2 separate regions of the Mus musculus genome follow, and region 1 is linked to region 2. A link is a loop called in an ENCODE intact Hi-C map of the cell type or tissue named here. Cell type or tissue: heart. All regions are shown on one strand. Links, peaks and the distances in the headings refer to the core of each region. The heading gives the core; the rest is flanking DNA.

What was found. Hi-C counts contacts between places; a loop is a spot of excess contacts. Peaks named below come from ENCODE experiments on the same cell type or tissue, not always from the same donor. Only the 100,000 strongest peaks of a DNase experiment are listed, where the experiment ranks them.
Region 1: a loop joins it to region 2, with 2.9 times the contacts of the local background. A loop is called at or near these places in 7 of 42 quality-filtered maps.

Annotation. Positions count from the first base shown.
Region 1 is chr13:38,337,854-38,345,816 of GRCm38, forward strand. Gm47990 (a long non-coding RNA gene) reads left to right here. Exons shown (of 2, transcript XR_003950672.1): 2 at 6,026-6,270. Bmp6 (bone morphogenetic protein 6) reads left to right here and starts at 7,863. Exons shown (of 7, transcript NM_007556.3): 1 at 7,863-7,963. In heart, for the core only: CTCF peaks have their summits at 4,904 (motif pointing right) and 5,663; a DNase peak (open chromatin) is centred at 4,898; H3K27me3 peaks cover 827 bases.
Region 2 is chr13:38,524,616-38,532,578 of GRCm38, forward strand. It overlaps Txndc5 (thioredoxin domain containing 5), which reads right to left and starts at 3,869. Exons shown (of 10, transcript NM_145367.4): 1 at 3,573-3,869. The coding sequence starts at 3,793. Gm31834 (a long non-coding RNA gene) reads left to right here and starts at 3,288. Exons shown (of 2, transcript XR_382215.4): 1 at 3,288-5,347; 2 at 5,692-7,963. In heart, for the core only: no CTCF peak of the experiment used is centred there; DNase peaks (open chromatin) are centred at 3,356, 3,886 and 4,226; H3K4me3 peaks cover 2,968 bases; H3K27ac peaks cover 2,305 bases.

The DNA of each region.
Region 1 (7,963 bases), core at 1,799-6,798, 190 kb before region 2:
TCCATGAACCACTGAGTACAGTATTTTTTAAAGATCTATTTATTTTGTGTATGTGATTACACTATCACTGTCTTCAGACACCAAAAGAGGGATTTGAATCCCATTACAGATTAGCCACCATGTGGTTGCTGGGAATTGAACTCAGGACCTCTGGAAGAGCAGTCAGTGTTCTTAATGGCTGAGCCAACCTTCTAGCCCCAAGTATAGTATTATTAATTATATCCTTTAATTCTATTGGTCTTCCCTTAATATCTTTCTTTCTGTCTCTGTGTGTCTGTGTCTGTGTCTGTGTCTGTCTGTGTCTGTCTGTGTCTGTGTCTGTCTGTGTCTATCTGTGTCTGTGTCTGTGTCTGTCTGTGTTTGTGTCTGTGTCTGTGTCTGTCTGTGTCTGTGTCTGTGTCTGTGTCTGTCTGTGTCTGTCTGTGTCTGTCTGTGTCTGTGTCTGTGTCTATCTGTGTCTGTCTGTGTCTGTGTCTGTGTCTGTGGTGTCTGTGCCTGTGCCTGTGCCTGTGCCTGTGCCTGTGCCTGTGCCTGTGCCTGTGCCTGTGCCTGTGCCTGTGTCTGTGTCTGTGTCTGTGTCTGTGTCTGTGTCTGTGTCTGTGGTGTCTGTGTCTGTGTCTGTGGTGTCTGTGTCTGTCTGTGTCTGTCTGTGTCTGTGTCTGTGTCTGTGTCTGTCTGTGTCTGTCTGTGTCTGTGTCTGTGTCTGTGTCTGTGGTGTCTGTGTCTGTGTCTGTGGTGTCTGTGTCTGTGTCTGTGTCTGTGTCTGTGTCTGTGTCTGTGTCTGTGTCTGTGTCTGTGTCTGTGTCTGTGTCTGTGTCTGTGTCTCTCTCTCCCTGTCTCTCATACTAACCATCCAGGATACCACTGGAGGTTTTTCATTTGTTGTTTACCTTTGAGATGAGGTCTTGTTATGTTGCCCAGGCTGATCCTTCCCACCACAGGGCCCCAAGTGCTGGAACAGTGGAACCATCATGTGTGACTTACAGAAGTTTGTGTAAAGCTATTTCCTTTTGGGGTCCTTGAGTCTTGGGAGTGATTCAGCAGTGGAGAGATCTCTAAAAGGCTATTCGGGGACTTGTCTTGAAGTTGTGCTTGCATAGCAAGCTTCTGATCATTTGGGGTAGATTCTGTACTCCAGGGGCAGACAGTTATACGTTTTCCACAGCTCCTTAGCATTACAATAACCTTTAGGGAGCTTGACTTAGGCTCTCAGCCAAGGGCAGAGGAATAGAGGTTGTAATGACTTGATTTTGTATGAGCTTAGCACATCTCCTTGACATTGGGCTCTGTCTTCAGAATCTGTCGGGACCCATCATTTCCCCTGCATTTTGTTTCCCACTAAGGGTTGCTGTGAATCCTTTTCCTCTTGATCATAAACAAAAGGTTCCTTGCTGGTCTTCCTGGATCTGCAATGAGAATGTTATACTCAAAGTCCAGTGGCACAAAAGAGTCTCTTCACACATGGCTCTTGTCTCTCCTCTGCTCAGAGTCATCCAATGACCCTTGCAACTCACACCTGTTTGATGCTATTGCTTTATTTCTGATCAAAAAGTATTTACTGCATACAGCAAACTGTGTAAAGCATGGACAAAACACTCCTATAATTAAGAAAATTGACTTTACCTGTATGTGCTCCACCCACGTGAGAAAATGAACCAACAGTTGGAAAGCTTCTGTTGGGCTTCAAGCTATCATTCCTCTCGTGATATTTTATTTTTATTTTTTATTTTTGAAAAGGAGCTACTCAACTGTCGTCTAAATGAATTCAACCTGACTGAACTTCACACCCATGCAATGAGAGGATGTGTTCTTTCTCGTGTGCATGTTGGCAAGATGTGTCTATGTTGTGCCATCTCAAGCCTTTACTTCTATTTTTTATTTGTTTCCTTATTTATTTTAGAGTATGAAAGCCAACGTCCTTCCCAGGGTGTCCATTGTCCTATAACATCTTAGTATACCAACATTCCGACAGGATTTCCCATTGCTATTCCTTCTGATGCACCCTACTGTAGCCTCTTCTTGCTCTTTATCAGGATCCTCAGGCATGTCCTTGGCACAGGGGTTTGCATGCACTATTTCCATGGCCCAAAAGCCTCTTCTCAGGATACCCTCCTAGCTCATTTCCTTTAATCTACCATATCTTCACCCCAAAGCAGCTTTCTTCAAGAAGCCTTCCCTAAGCACCCATGTGCTTCTACCCTTCCCCCTGTCTACACATCCTCCATATTACTTACCATCCAAATACATATGTGTTTGGTTTGTTTGGTTTGTTGCTGAAATATCTGCTGAAACATCACCCATTTAGTGGCTGAAAACAACCCACACTTCCACCTTCTGTTCTGAGGGTGTGAAGTCTGGATGATGTCAATCCCTTCTCCATGGAAAGGTCCCAATAGACTGAGGACAAGAGGTCCCCGCCCTCAGCTCTTATCTGTAGGCTCTGACCAATCATCTGCTTATAAGTTCGTTCTGGTTGTTGACGTGATTAGCAATCAGAGCTGGGGTTGCTGTTAACTTGATACCTGTGAGCTGTGCCCTTTGCATTCCCTAACTCATTGCCACCTTGAAGCCAATGAGACTAGTCAAGTCTCTCTTGGGCTATGACTTTCTCTTGATGTCTGCTCTTTTTAAAGACTCTTGGGATTCTATTGGGCCCCTTGAATAATCCAGGACCAGTTTCGTCTTGAGGTTGCCTGTTTACCAATTTTAATCCTATCTTTTACTTTTGTAGCACACTGTAGAAACGCTGTTCACTTAGCTGTATCAGCTGGAGTGTAATTCCCAGCAACTTGTGGTACACTGTTCATCCCACTGTAGTTTCCGATCGTCCACTCCCCAGTTTAGACCACAGGTAGGTATAGTTCTCTGGTGTCTTCAGCTTAGGACCCTGCCCAACACACAGCAGACATTTCATTATTTGTTAAACGAATGACTGTGTAGATAGACTGGGTAGGTATATGGTCTTGTTCTTCTTTCAAAGCTAAAAGTCAATGATACTGATTTTTATTTTATTTTTATTTTTGAAACAGGGCTCACTATGTGGCCAGGATGGTGTGGAACTCAAGACCACCCTGACTTAGCCTCTGCAGCACTAGGATTACAACTGTGCACCATCCTCCTTGCCCCATGTGACTTTCCTTTCTAACCTGCATTTATTCAGTGTGGACTTTTTTTTTTTCTTTCTGGCCTCTGCATGACACCATATGGTTTTGCTCCTTAAAAGGACTGACAGCCCAATATGACATAGTTTCATGCAGCCTGCTAAATAGAGACACACGTGGTTCATAGAATGCCATGGACCCCAGAGGCTGACGGGTCAGGGAACCCTGCCCTACCCAACAAACATATGTCCAGTGCTTTCTCAGAACCAACCTCTTCAGGGATAATAAAACGAGAAATGGAGATGTATTGTTTGGTTCAATTTAAACATAAAAATGTGACTTCATGTACACATACCAGTTAGCCAATGAAAAATTCAGAAATGGCTTAATGAGTCGACTGGATTCCACTGATAACTTCATTGTTTGGAATTCTATAGACAGTTTGGGTTCTAGGAGTACAAGGTCTGAGTGCGTGAGACAAGTGAGACTCAATAAATAACAGATTTGCTATTTGGGTTACAGTGTGGAAAAAAAAATCTCTGGAAACAGATTTATATATTAGTTTTTCGCTTTGCCACCAGATGTCCTCCGAGTTGGAAAATATGATGGTCCGAGTGACATTTTGAAGTGTGAATGCCCAACATTTTTGAACAGACAGTGATGGGATAGTGTGAGGGACTGTGCATGTGACCGCAGACTTTGGGATGAGACACATATTTTGAAGTTTGTCTTACAGGTGTAGCTTTCAGAAGCAATATTTATTTAACACTCTGATGTTCATCTCTCGCACTCAGCAAACATTTACTTAACATAGTTCCTTTTCATTAAACCCAAACTGGTATTTTTAAAATGTGAGTGAGTGAGTTATTATATTTTGGAATTGATGTCAAACTCCTCCAACCTTGTGCTAATTATAATGCTGAGAGTTTAGGATTTTATGAGTGGAGTGTCCCAAGGACTCGGGGAGGGCAGACCTCAGGCTTTTAAGAACTACAGCCACATATTAGAGGACTTCTATGTTGAATTTTGAAAGCAACAGCTTAAGGCTTTGGGCCAAGCAGTTGAATGGGTCTGACTGAATACAAAAATCAACGAGTGTACTTGTGGTTTTGTTTTTGCTTTGTTTCGGTTTGGGTTTTGTTGAGAGAAGATTTCTCTACGTAGTCCTGGCTGTCCTGGAACTTGATCTGTAGACCAGGCTGGCTTCGAACTACTGGAATTACAGATGTGTGTCGTTACTGCCGGGTTACTTGTAGTGTATTGTTAATGATGTGGTTTATGGGCAAGAACAGAGCACTTAGCATATCAAATGGATAAGCAGTATCATTTTGAAACAAGGATATTTGGCATGTTAAATTAACAAGCACCATCTTTTCAAATCAGAATTTATTAGGCCAAACACATTGTAAACATAGAGCTCTCCACAACTGGTAAGGAACCACTTTGAAAGTAGGCATTTTTAAGAATTTTCTGTGAGTTACTCTGTGTCCCCGTGAGAATTCCCACCCTGTCTCTAGTATCACCAAACGTGTGGAACAAATTTGTGCTTTATGGTGAGGCCATCTTCACTTCGTGAAGTGGGGCAAGGGTGGGACAGACAACCTATTTCCAGAGACTGAGGCCATCTGCATGAAATGTCAGCCAAGCAACCAGATGTTTGCTATGGGTTGGCTCACACATCTGGCTTCTTGACGAGATTTCTCCTCTGCCCCCGCCCCCAACCCCCAAATGCTTGAGAGATGCTCAGAGAAAAGTGAGGGAAACTTGTCTGGGTTTACAGAGGAAGGGGCAGTAATATTTTGGTGTCCTGCAGGGGGCGAAGTGGCCTCTGATTTTCTCCAAGTGTTCACAGGTTCCAGTGAACTCTGGAGGCAGACCTGCTCAAACAAGTTCCTTCAATGCCATTATTCTGTATCCACTTAGAATCACACGTGTGCTTTGTGCTAGTCCTCTGCTCTGACACCTCCGGGCCACGTGGAGTCTCTAATGGGATGTGGTCAGGAAAACAGGAGCGGGAGGGACATGGATGAAGGTTCTCTTTCCACCCCGAGTTTCACTTGACATACATAGAGAAGCTGTGGTCCCAGTCTGATGTCATTGAACTCTTAGGATTATACCTCTTTATTCATCCCTTTGAACTAGGTGGGCCCAAGTGCTTGGCTGCCTGCTTCCTGTAAATATGGCATGTCCAGGTTGAGAGTGCACCATAGACATGCAGAACACATCTCTTGTGACCTTTGGCTGAATGTCACTGACCTTATGACATCTTACCTCACATTTTTTGGGGGGGGGGGCTTCCTCAGACTCTCATACTCACCACCTGAAGACACCCCCCAAACACCCCCTTATTTTAGCACTATTCTTTGAGAACAGAATTCCTCTTGGTAGGGGTGGGGAGTCTGTGACAGGCCTGAGTTAGAGATGCTGTTAAGGACTGTGGTTGATAATACTTCACTACATGTCATTTTAGACTCACGCCACAAGGGGGGGGGAACCCTACAGAGGGGGCAGTAGTGTAGCCCTACATGTCTGTTCTTCACTAGGCTCATTTTCACAGAGTCATATACCCCAAATGAGTCACAAGCTCGCTTTTTAAAAAAAGATTTATTTATTTATTTATTATATGTAAATACACTGTAGCTGTCCTCAGACACTCCAGAAGAGGGAGTCAGATCTCGTTATGGATGGTTGTGAGCCACCATGTGGTTGCTGGGATTTGAACTCCTGACCTTCGGAAGAGCAGTCAGGTGCTCTTACCCAATGAGCCATCTCACCAGCCCACAAGCCCACTTTTGTGTTTTAAATGGCACTCCCTAATGGAGTACCTTTAGGGCTTAGTTTGTTTTTCTATTTTTACAGATTCCAGTGTTGTCTTCACTGCCCTTATAATTTGCGCTTCTTTTATTCCGCATGTGTCTTGTCAGACCTCTTACAAAGAAGATGTGGCTGAGTGTGTGCAAGGAGGAGGCCCCCAGCTTGAAGCTCATGAGTACTTGTTGTGACTTCAGATCTTCTGAGTGGAGTTCCTGGCCTCTCTAGCAGCACAGCAGTGACTTCATACTTGTACAGTGTCCTGGACAGAAGAAACGGTGCACGCTTTTGATGTCTCTAGCATCCTAGCAACAATTATCTAAAATGTTTCAGACCCCATAAACCAATACTGAAAGTGGGTGGCTTATTTTCTTTCCTAATCCTTCCATTCTTGTCAGGTGAAAGACTCACATGTTTAAAGGGCATTTGCTTCTACCATCTAGAGATGAGTGGCCATTTGAGCCATGAATTGACATGTTTATTGGTAGAAGGCAGTGTTGGGAGTGGTCCCAGTTTGTTCAAGGATAGAAGCAACCTGTGTTGAGGGCCCTGTTTATTATCCTGGCTATTTTCTATACTTTCCAGGCTTCTGCCCTGGCTGAAGGCCATCTTTACCACCGTCTTTACGTTTTACCTGGAACGGTGTGTCTAATAATTGCATTTCAGCTCATTAAGATGCAATTGCCAACGGCAACTGCATTGAGAGACTAGCAAGAGGATGGGGAAGGCTTTCCTCGTAACACTAGCAGATCGTAACCCCTTTCGTTTGGGTTGTAGTTTAAGAACTCAAATGCAGCCCAAACGAAGAAATAAATTGAAATATCCGACTGGAAACCTCCAGGACTCTGGTTTGGCTTGTCCTGCCCTCTTTGCAGCTAGTGTGTGAGCAGCTTCCTCGCAGGGTGTGTCTTAACTTACAGCAGCTGCCTTTGAGAGCCACGTGTCTGCTAAACGCCTACATTCCATCAATAAGAGAAACTGAGCAGAGAAGGAGAAAACTGTCATACTATTTTCTCCTTCGGTAACGGCATGGATTAAATAGCTGTGTTTGCTTTTATTTAGCAGAGGAAGAAGAAAGTTTAGATCGGGGTCGTGATCGGATCTGTCTTCCTAGCAATGACCTCTTTGCCTTTCTTACCCGCCCAAGCAACTCCTGATGCCTCCAAGAATTCTGTGTGCTAGAAACCTACGCTCGCTAGGCAGAGGCAAGGCCCTGGGAGAAGGGAGGGTGAAAGAAGGGGGTGGGCCTATGTAAATAGCCCGCAAGAGTCACCTCTCCATTGGCTGGTAGCCTGTCCGTTACCGAGTAGGGCAGGGCGTTCCTGGGCTTGAGTGCGGTACCTGAGCGAGACGCGCAGCAGAAAGCCCACGTTGGCGGCGGCCGGGAGCGCAGTGCGCAGAGGCGGGAGACTGCGAATCCCCGAGCCGACGCCGCAGCCTGCGTTCCGAGTTCCGCTCCTCGTCTCTCTCATCGCCTCGGAGAGCGGGATCCTCCGGGCACCCGAGAGACTGCCGAGAGGAAAGCTAGATCGTGGCCGCCTCCACTTGGGGAGGCGCGCGGAGATTCCGAGGGGGAGAGACGGTGCCCGAAGGCGGAGGGGCGCTGAGTTTCGGACCAGAGGGAAGTTAAAACCGCGCGGAGAAAATTGGCTTTTTAGGACGCAGGGACGCCACAGCCTGGGACCCACAGGGGAGTAAACTTCACGACTGTCCTACAAGCCAGGAGAGGCGTGCGAGGGGATGGTGCCCGGCATCGCCTCCACCTCTTGATCTGTCGTCTCCGGCCCCCCTCGGCCAGCCGCCTCTGAGGGTTCAGGGCAGCGCACGTGTGCAGACTGCGAGTGACCGTGCCGTGACCCGCCCGGGGACGCCGGCTGCAGCGCAGTCCTGCCTAGGACACACCTGGCTCACTCAGCCCGTGCGCCTCCAGAGACCTGCGGGAGAGTGGAGGATCCTGGCCGTCGCCCCGTCGTCTCTTCTCCACCCGGGCTTCTGGGGGCGCCGCGGATGACCATGAGAGATAAGGACTGAGTGCCAGGACCGGGAAGAGA
Region 2 (7,963 bases), core at 1,286-6,285:
CAGCATTATGGCACAGAACTGATTTTCCTTTCTTTCTTTACCTAACAAACAAATTGTTTGTGTTTATTACATAACTAATTGCTCCAATGCCTTTTAAAAGAATCCTTTTTTGGGGGAAAAAAAAAAAGCTCACTTACAAGAGTGAAAGGCACTGGCAATTGTGAGCTTGCTCTCAAATACATTCTCAATAAAATCTTTAAGCTTCTTTTTTTACCTGACTTCCAATGCATGCATCTGAAGGCGGCATTGGAAAGTCAGCATAAAGCTAATGTCTCTTCCTGGCGGGGCTTTCCTGGGCAACTAAGACAAATCCCTGCTTTATAAAGGCCTAAATAAAACAGGATAGAGAAGGCTCAGTAATTAAGGGCATGTGTTACTCTTTCAGAGAACCCAGCACCCACATCAGGCAGGTCCCCATGCCTGTAGCTCTGGTTCTATGGAATATGACACCATCTTCTGACCTCCTCAACACACATGGCACCCAAACCCACAGAGATGTACACATGTGCATACATAAAAATAAACTATGTAAACACATAAAAGCCCAAATATAGCATCACCCCCTTTTTCTGAAGGCTTGTCAGTTATACATTCCATGCAAGTGCCAAGAATGGAAGCACTGTCCGGTGCAAACACTTGAGCATGCTAAGCACTTTGGCACTTGAAGCAGAGGGATGGGGTACCACACAGGGAAACTGTATTTGAGGATTTAACTTCTGTGAACTCAGCAAAATGAGTTAGTTCAGCAAGGTCATGGGTAGGGAAAGAGCGGATAGCAAGGAAGAATGGAGGCCCAACGGCTCCGTAAGTGTGTACACAATGGGGCCTGTGGACTTTATGCTCCCCAGTTGGCCCATGTTCCTGTTTGCTCCTCATGACATCTGGTGCCTAATCAAAGAAAGCAGATTGGTTCTAATGCTGGTAAGGAACCCAGCTATAAGATGTTGCTGGAAGATAGATGAGTGGCTGCCCTAATGGATTTTCTTTTTCTTTTTCTTTCTTTCTCCTTTTTTAAAAACTAGATATTTTATTTATATTTCAAATGTTATCCCCTTTCTTGATTCCCCCCCCCAGGAGCCCCCATCCCATCCCCCCTCCTCTTGCTTCTATGAGGGTGCACTCCCACCCACCCACTCCCAACTCCCCACCCACGCATTCCCCTACACAGGGGCATTGAGCCTTTCCAGGACCAAGGACCTCTTCTCCCATTGATGCCCGACAAGGCCATCCTCTGCTACATATACGGCTGGAGCCATGGGTCCCTCTATGTGTACTCCTTGGTTGGTGGTTTAGACCCTGGGAGCTCTGGCTGGTTGATATTGTTCTTCCTATGGGGTTGCAAACCCCTTCAGCTCCTAAGGGTTGTCCTGATGTTAGCGGAATTTGATCAGATATGCTCAGTTTAGAGTTGTAGATAGACATCCTCTATACCCTTGAAAGGGTTCTTATGAAAACAATACAAGATTTAAAAAGAAGATAAAGATTTAGTTCCCTCTAACCCAAGTTAACCTGACCACTTGGGGTCATCACCACACAGGCAAGCCTCTCCCCACCCAGGAGGACTAAAGAGTCCACTGCTTCTCTCTAACTGGCATTTCTGGTTTGGAGCCCTTGTGGATACAGCACTACAGAGACTGCCGGCTGTATTCAGATGTGGCCTGGAGCCAAGTGACAGAGCAAAGGCACCTAACCTTACCTTTGACCTAACTGTCCCTAGGTTCAGTGTGACCAGATGCTGGCACCAGATCAACAGCAGGAGGACAATCCTGCACCCACAAAGCTTAGAACAAATACAGAGACAGGTCAGTGCCATCACTACACAGTGTCCTTGCCCCAGCATCACACATGGACAGTGAACATTCCAGGCACTCACGGTGAGAAAGAAGTGGGGAGAGGACCCAGCGTAGTCTACCTTGAGTACCATGTTGTTCTTAAAATTTTGAAATCTTAGCACTCTGTAGGCTGAGACCAACAAAGTCATGAGTTCAAGGTCAGCTTGGCTACACAGAGAGATCCTGCCTCAACTTCCCCTTAAAACATCAAAAACCCAGCCTTCAAAGGCCATGGGTGGGCTCCTACATCTCTCTAATATTTTTATCAGAATAGCAAGAAGCAAACAATTGAAGGCTTATCCTAGAGAGCAGCCTCGACCTAAACGTCTGTAAGCCATAGAGTTAAAAAAAAAAAAAAGAATCTGTGGTGTATACCCCAACTGGCCAAGACTAGCTGGTTATTCATTGCATATATTCTAAACTTAAAACTCCATCAGCACTCCAGAGAACCTAACCCTGCCTGCATGTCAACTTTTCTCATAAAACTAAAAACCCTTAGATTTATTCCACCGAAATCAACTCCAATTAAGTCCTGTGGTGTACTTAACTGGAATCACTACTTTGAGACGACTTGTGCACAGAGTAACTATTAACGCGACTGACTGTGGCAGACTCCCAGTCTTTTTCTTTCAATGGTAGTTCTACAGACTCAAGTGGCTGTTCTTGGGAATGTAAAACAGTGTATCCCATTCCTGCATTCTTAACTGATAATGGCTGTGAGCCAAAATGATCCCCTCCCCCACAAAGTTAATTTAACACTAAACGAATTGAAATGCAGTAATAGCCCGCTCTAGGGTTATGGGCAAAGTTTCTCCCACTTTAGAAAAATACAATCACTGACTACATTGGATTCCACAGGCACATTTTTCTTAACTGCTTAACCCCCTGTCCTTAATGAGTCCCTACTGAGCTAGAGGAAGAGTACTTTGCTCAGCAATAAACACAGCCAGAACATCCCACATCTCAAGAGCCTGTGCTCTAAATACCGCTTTCTGCTGTGGACCGGAGAACTTCTTTCTCTGAGCATCTAGGCCCCAGTAGCAAAGCACTGCTATGTCTAGACTAATTCTTGGGGTAGTGAGGTGCACCAGGAAGCCCCAACCGAAGAATGGAAGCCTGAAGTTATGACTTTTAGGAAGAACAGTTCGACCTCACACTTTCCAAATGACCGGGCCCCAAATGAGAACAGGAGGTGAAAGAGTTAAAGGCCTTGAGAATACAGCTCACATCCACTCCAGCGTGCAGCGGAGACTCCAAAACTGGCACCTCGCTGGACTCCAGGGGCCGGGGAAGTCTCAGTTCCCGACCTAGGCTATCTTTTCCTACCCTCGACACACAAAGTGGGCAATCACATCTTGAGGGGGCCTTAGATTTCCAATCCAACCCAATATTGATGGGCCAGCAGGAAGAACCCTTCAGGATAGGGCACGTGGACGCCGGGCTCCCGCCGCGTCCGGCCAGCACAGGAAGTTTGGGGAGCTGGGCAGGGGACAGAAGCGGGGGATGCCTGGACTCCAGCAGTGTGGCGGGGTGGAGAGGCTTTTCCGGGTCTCCCCTCGGGGCCCGCCCTTCCTAGCTCGCAGGCCGGCGGCTAGCGCCACGTCAGCGGCGAGGCCCGAGCGCGGCCCACGCCCCCGGCGCAGCCTGCGCGGCCTCGCGCCCTCTCCCCGGTCCCCGGCTCCAGGTCCCTGGTCCCCGGTCCCAGATCGGGCTCCGCCGGCCTGCTGGAGCTGCAGTTACCAGGGCGCGAAGAACATGACGAAGTGCGCGGCGCTCTGGATCCCGTGCGTGAACATGTCGGCCGTATACAGGTGCTTGGCGTGCGGGTCCTGCTCGACCCCGCTGTCCGCTTCCACCTCCTGGGCCCGGGCGCCTTTGCGCGCCCCGAGCAGCAGCAGGAGCGTGGCCAGGGCCGGCAGCCCGGCCAGCGGCTGGAGGAGGCGTCCTGGGCGCGGGGGCATCGTGGCGGGGCTGGCGAGCTCTCGCTCGTGCCGCGGGTCCCCTCCGCGGCGCCGCTCCCGCCCCGGCTCCTCCCACGACCGCAGAGCCACGCCTCAATCACGCCCCCGCTCGCAGAGCCACGCCCCCTGTCCCGCCGGCTCACCTAGCAACTTGCTGTCTTCTGCTGAAAGCCACCAGGAAGAGGTCGCTTAGGTCCTGGGGTCCTTGTGCAGCACCTCCAGCGCTATCTCAGTCCGGTTCCCTTCCATCCCGCTGAGCTCATTCTCCTTCCCAAGCTCCTCATCAGCCTTTCCCTGCTAGGGACGAAGAGGCCAAGCTGCCAAGCTATGGAACAGTGGCAGCTTCTGTTGATAACTAATCAGACACCAAGAGACCCGAGAGTTTAGGACCAAGCTGAGCTGCTGTCAGCAGAAAGGAGGAAATCAGGCAAACGTGTGTGGGGTTTGCTCTTGCATAAGTCAGATTCTTAGCCAAAGCTCAACTGTGATTTGAGGGCCTGGCCTCAGGGGGTGTGATGAAACCACTTCCCAAGAGCACCTCCTCTGTTATCCTGCCCTGCCTTCACTTTGAAAAGGAAAGGCAGTCAAAGTGGCCCTTCCTTCAGGCCCTGGCTAGTGCCCTGTGTGCCCTAACTCACCCTGGATAGGAAAATGAATGGCAACAGCTGTTCTGGGTGAGAGCTAACGCCTGGGCTGGGGCGCATGGACCCACGCCAACTCTTGAACTTTAAGTCGGGTGGCAATCTAAGCTCCCTGCCCTGCCTTGAAAACCTGGAGCTAAGTTAGGGAGAACGAAACAACCACTAGACACTTGAGAGAGGTCCTAGAGCTATGCTCTGTACCGATGAAAAGGAAGCTGGCATCATAAGACATATATATGGTGATCTTTTATTGGGAAAAAGCAACGGGCATAGTAAGAAGAGTACATGGCCATCTTGTATTGGACTTCTGAGCAACACTTCTGAAAATCACCTGATCTTTATTAGCCTCAGCCTCCCTAAACCAAAAGCCTGGGTTAGCAACAGTTGGGGGTGGTGGTAAAGGGAGGGGCAGGGAAACTCACATCATCTGTAACTATTCTCATGTTAGGTTCGTCCACCTGTAAATGTTTAACCATGGTTTTCCAAACACCAAACTGCAGCATCTCTTGCTTGCCCCCTCTCTCCCTTTGTGCCCTCACATTCTGAGTAAGCACAGTTCAGCCAAACGCTTCTTCCGGCTTTCCTAACCTGAACAGACCTAAACTTGCCCATCGCAGGAGAAGTTCTATGAGCATCCTTTGCCCACGTGATTTTGACTATGGCAATTTGTTGCTCCAACTTGAACCAGCACACCAACTCTGCCCAGTAGCCTTGGCATACAGACTAAAATAGAAATCCCTGATGCTGTCCTTGAAGGCCTCCTGTGATGTGCTCTGCCATGCCTCGTGTCCTGTGAGGCTTGCTGGTGACCAGAAATCCAAGAACTCTTGCCATGTCATCTGTACTGTCAAGGTCAAAGCTTTATGCTCCTCAATACTTCTCTCACTTCATTGCTAAGACATCGCAACAGAAGGTACTATGTTTATAATATCAACTCCTTTTTCACCTGCCCAAAGCTGTGTGGTTCCAGATCCCTTTGGGGGTCAAATATCAGCTATTAACATTATGACTTGTAACAGTAGCAAAATCCTAGATTTGAAGTAGCAATGAATAGTTTTATGGTTGGGGTCACCACAACATGAGGCCCTGCATTAGAGCGTCACAGCATGAGGAAGGTTGAGAACCACTAGCACAGACCATAGCTCTTGGAGCCCTCTCGAACGCTGGCTGTTGGTTGATGTTTCACTCTTGCGTCTCGTGCAGTTGAGACGAAAGGCAGATAGCACCCTTTACCAATGTGTTCCCTTCTATCCACAGACCTTCAGCTCCCGACATATTGGATCTACTGAGCATCCCACCATCATCTGCCCTTGCAGTTTTTGCCATCCTCCCAGGACACTCTCCTATTTCACTGAAGACTGTGGTGCCTTCCAGATGACAGAATTCCCAACAACCCTTTCCTGTCATCATTCCTGGTGACTTTGGTGATTTTGACATTTCCATCAGGAACCCCTTTATACAAGGGAATCTAGAATGTTTACTGTTTCTAATATCTGGATAAAGGTGCTAGGGTTTGGGTCTTGAATGTAAACCTCTGTGGGTCCATGTGTTGGAGACCTATCTCCAGAGTGGTGCTAGTGGAAGGGGGTAGAATTTTTAGATGCAGGGTGGGAGGTTTTAAGATCATTGAAGGTGTGTCTTCAGAGGCGATCTCAGGAGCCCTACCACTCATTCCCTGCCTCCTAAGGTGAGGAGCTGTATTCCCACCCTGGGGAGCTGTCTAAAGCACTGAGGTGGCTATGAACACTGCCCAGAACCTCCAAGCCTGACAGTCAAATACTTTTCTTCTTTGTGTCTCAGGTATTAACTGCAGTGGCCAATTGTTGTGGAGGCTCTCTGTTACTGGTATGGTTACTGTTTCTGTCAATGTGACTCTGACCAGGAATACTCTATTGACTGTTTCTCTGCGGCATTGATACAATGACAGGAACTCCACCTGAGTCTGCCATCCTTTTGGCTTCTCTATTAAAGGCTCAGAGCTTTGCCTCCAACTCACCTTCATCCTCTCTCTCTCTCTCTCTCTCTCTCTCTCTCTCTCTCTCTCCCTCTCTCTCTCTCTCTCTCAGACCTCATTCATCCCCATAGCTGTACACACTTCCAACGCAGACAGCACCACAAACCTTTCACTACGAAGAACTTGTCTGACCCGAGAAGGAGAGAACTCTTGCACTGTGTCTCTCTGATGGGAGCATTAGTTTCTGCCATACCCTTTCCTTTCCGCAGCAGCCCTTGCTCAGTGTGTAAGCTCCACAGAGTTGAGAAGATGTCTGACGCCCAGCAGGTATTGGACTCATGTTTATGAAATGAATAAATGGGAAGTCCTATTTGTCTCCTCTCAGAAGCTGATTTCCTTGAGAGGGTCCTCAGAATCACAGGGAGATGTCCCAAGTAAACGACCCATGATCATGGGGGCTATTACTGAGCAGAGGCATCATGGCCCACAGTCCTATGACTGCACACCATGGGCCTTCATGGGGTTGCAGCTCATTCCAGTGCCAGTTTTGGGGTGCATGGTGAAGCCACCTAGTTACAACACTCTCTGTGCCCCAGGGCATTCTGTGAGAAGTGCAGCAGTAGTAATTACCCCTAACCAAGAGAAGCTATAGCTTTCGGTCCACCTCCTCATGGTGCCAGATACCCTAAAATAGCACTCTGACCAAAGGAAGACCCCACAAAAAGCTCAGAAACTGAGATGTTGCCACCTGAATGACTTTAACAGGTGCATCCTGAGTTATTATTGGGCTGAAAAATGCTGCTTTTAAGCAGGGACCGAAAGTAAATGCATCCGGTTGTTCTAACTTCGTCAGAGCATTCTGGGGGTGCCTCTAGAGAGAGAGAAAATATGTTCTTTTTCTAAAAAAATAACTTTTATGATTGCTCAAATATGATTATGGAGAGGAGCAAAGAGTAGATTATCATCATCAGAAACAACAAACAAACAAACAAACAAAATCCTAAAGAACAAAGCAATTTCCCAACCTGGAATCATGCAGGAAAATAGTCTTATTTTCAGCATTTAAAATTGTGTAAGAGACTTAATATTTACTCATTACTCACATAAGCTCTTGGTAAACACAGCCTCCTAAATAGTTAATAGGCACAGACAAACACATTATAACATAATAGATTCGAGACTCTAATGGAAGAGGAAAGATTTTGAAATCCACGTGGGATCGGTGTGGACACAGGGGAGGCTATAGAGAAAATTTCCCTGTTGGTTGGACTGTGACCACTGAGGTCTCTATGTTGTCTGGCAAAGTCCACGGCAGCCTGGCTACCTCCCCCTCCCCAGCTCACTGAGTCCATAATGCCGCTGCTGGTTCTTTCTGTCCACCATGTCTCAGCTCTTTGACAACTGGGCGCTTCCATGGATGCTCCCCTGGCCTCCTCCCACAGAGTCCCTGCACACAAGGCCAGCACACAATCTCACTTGGGTTCCTGGCAACCTTCCACTGCTCAGCTAGCTAGCCATTACTGATGGGCATCTCCATGGATCTGCAATGTCCTGGTTAGGCACAGAGACACAGTT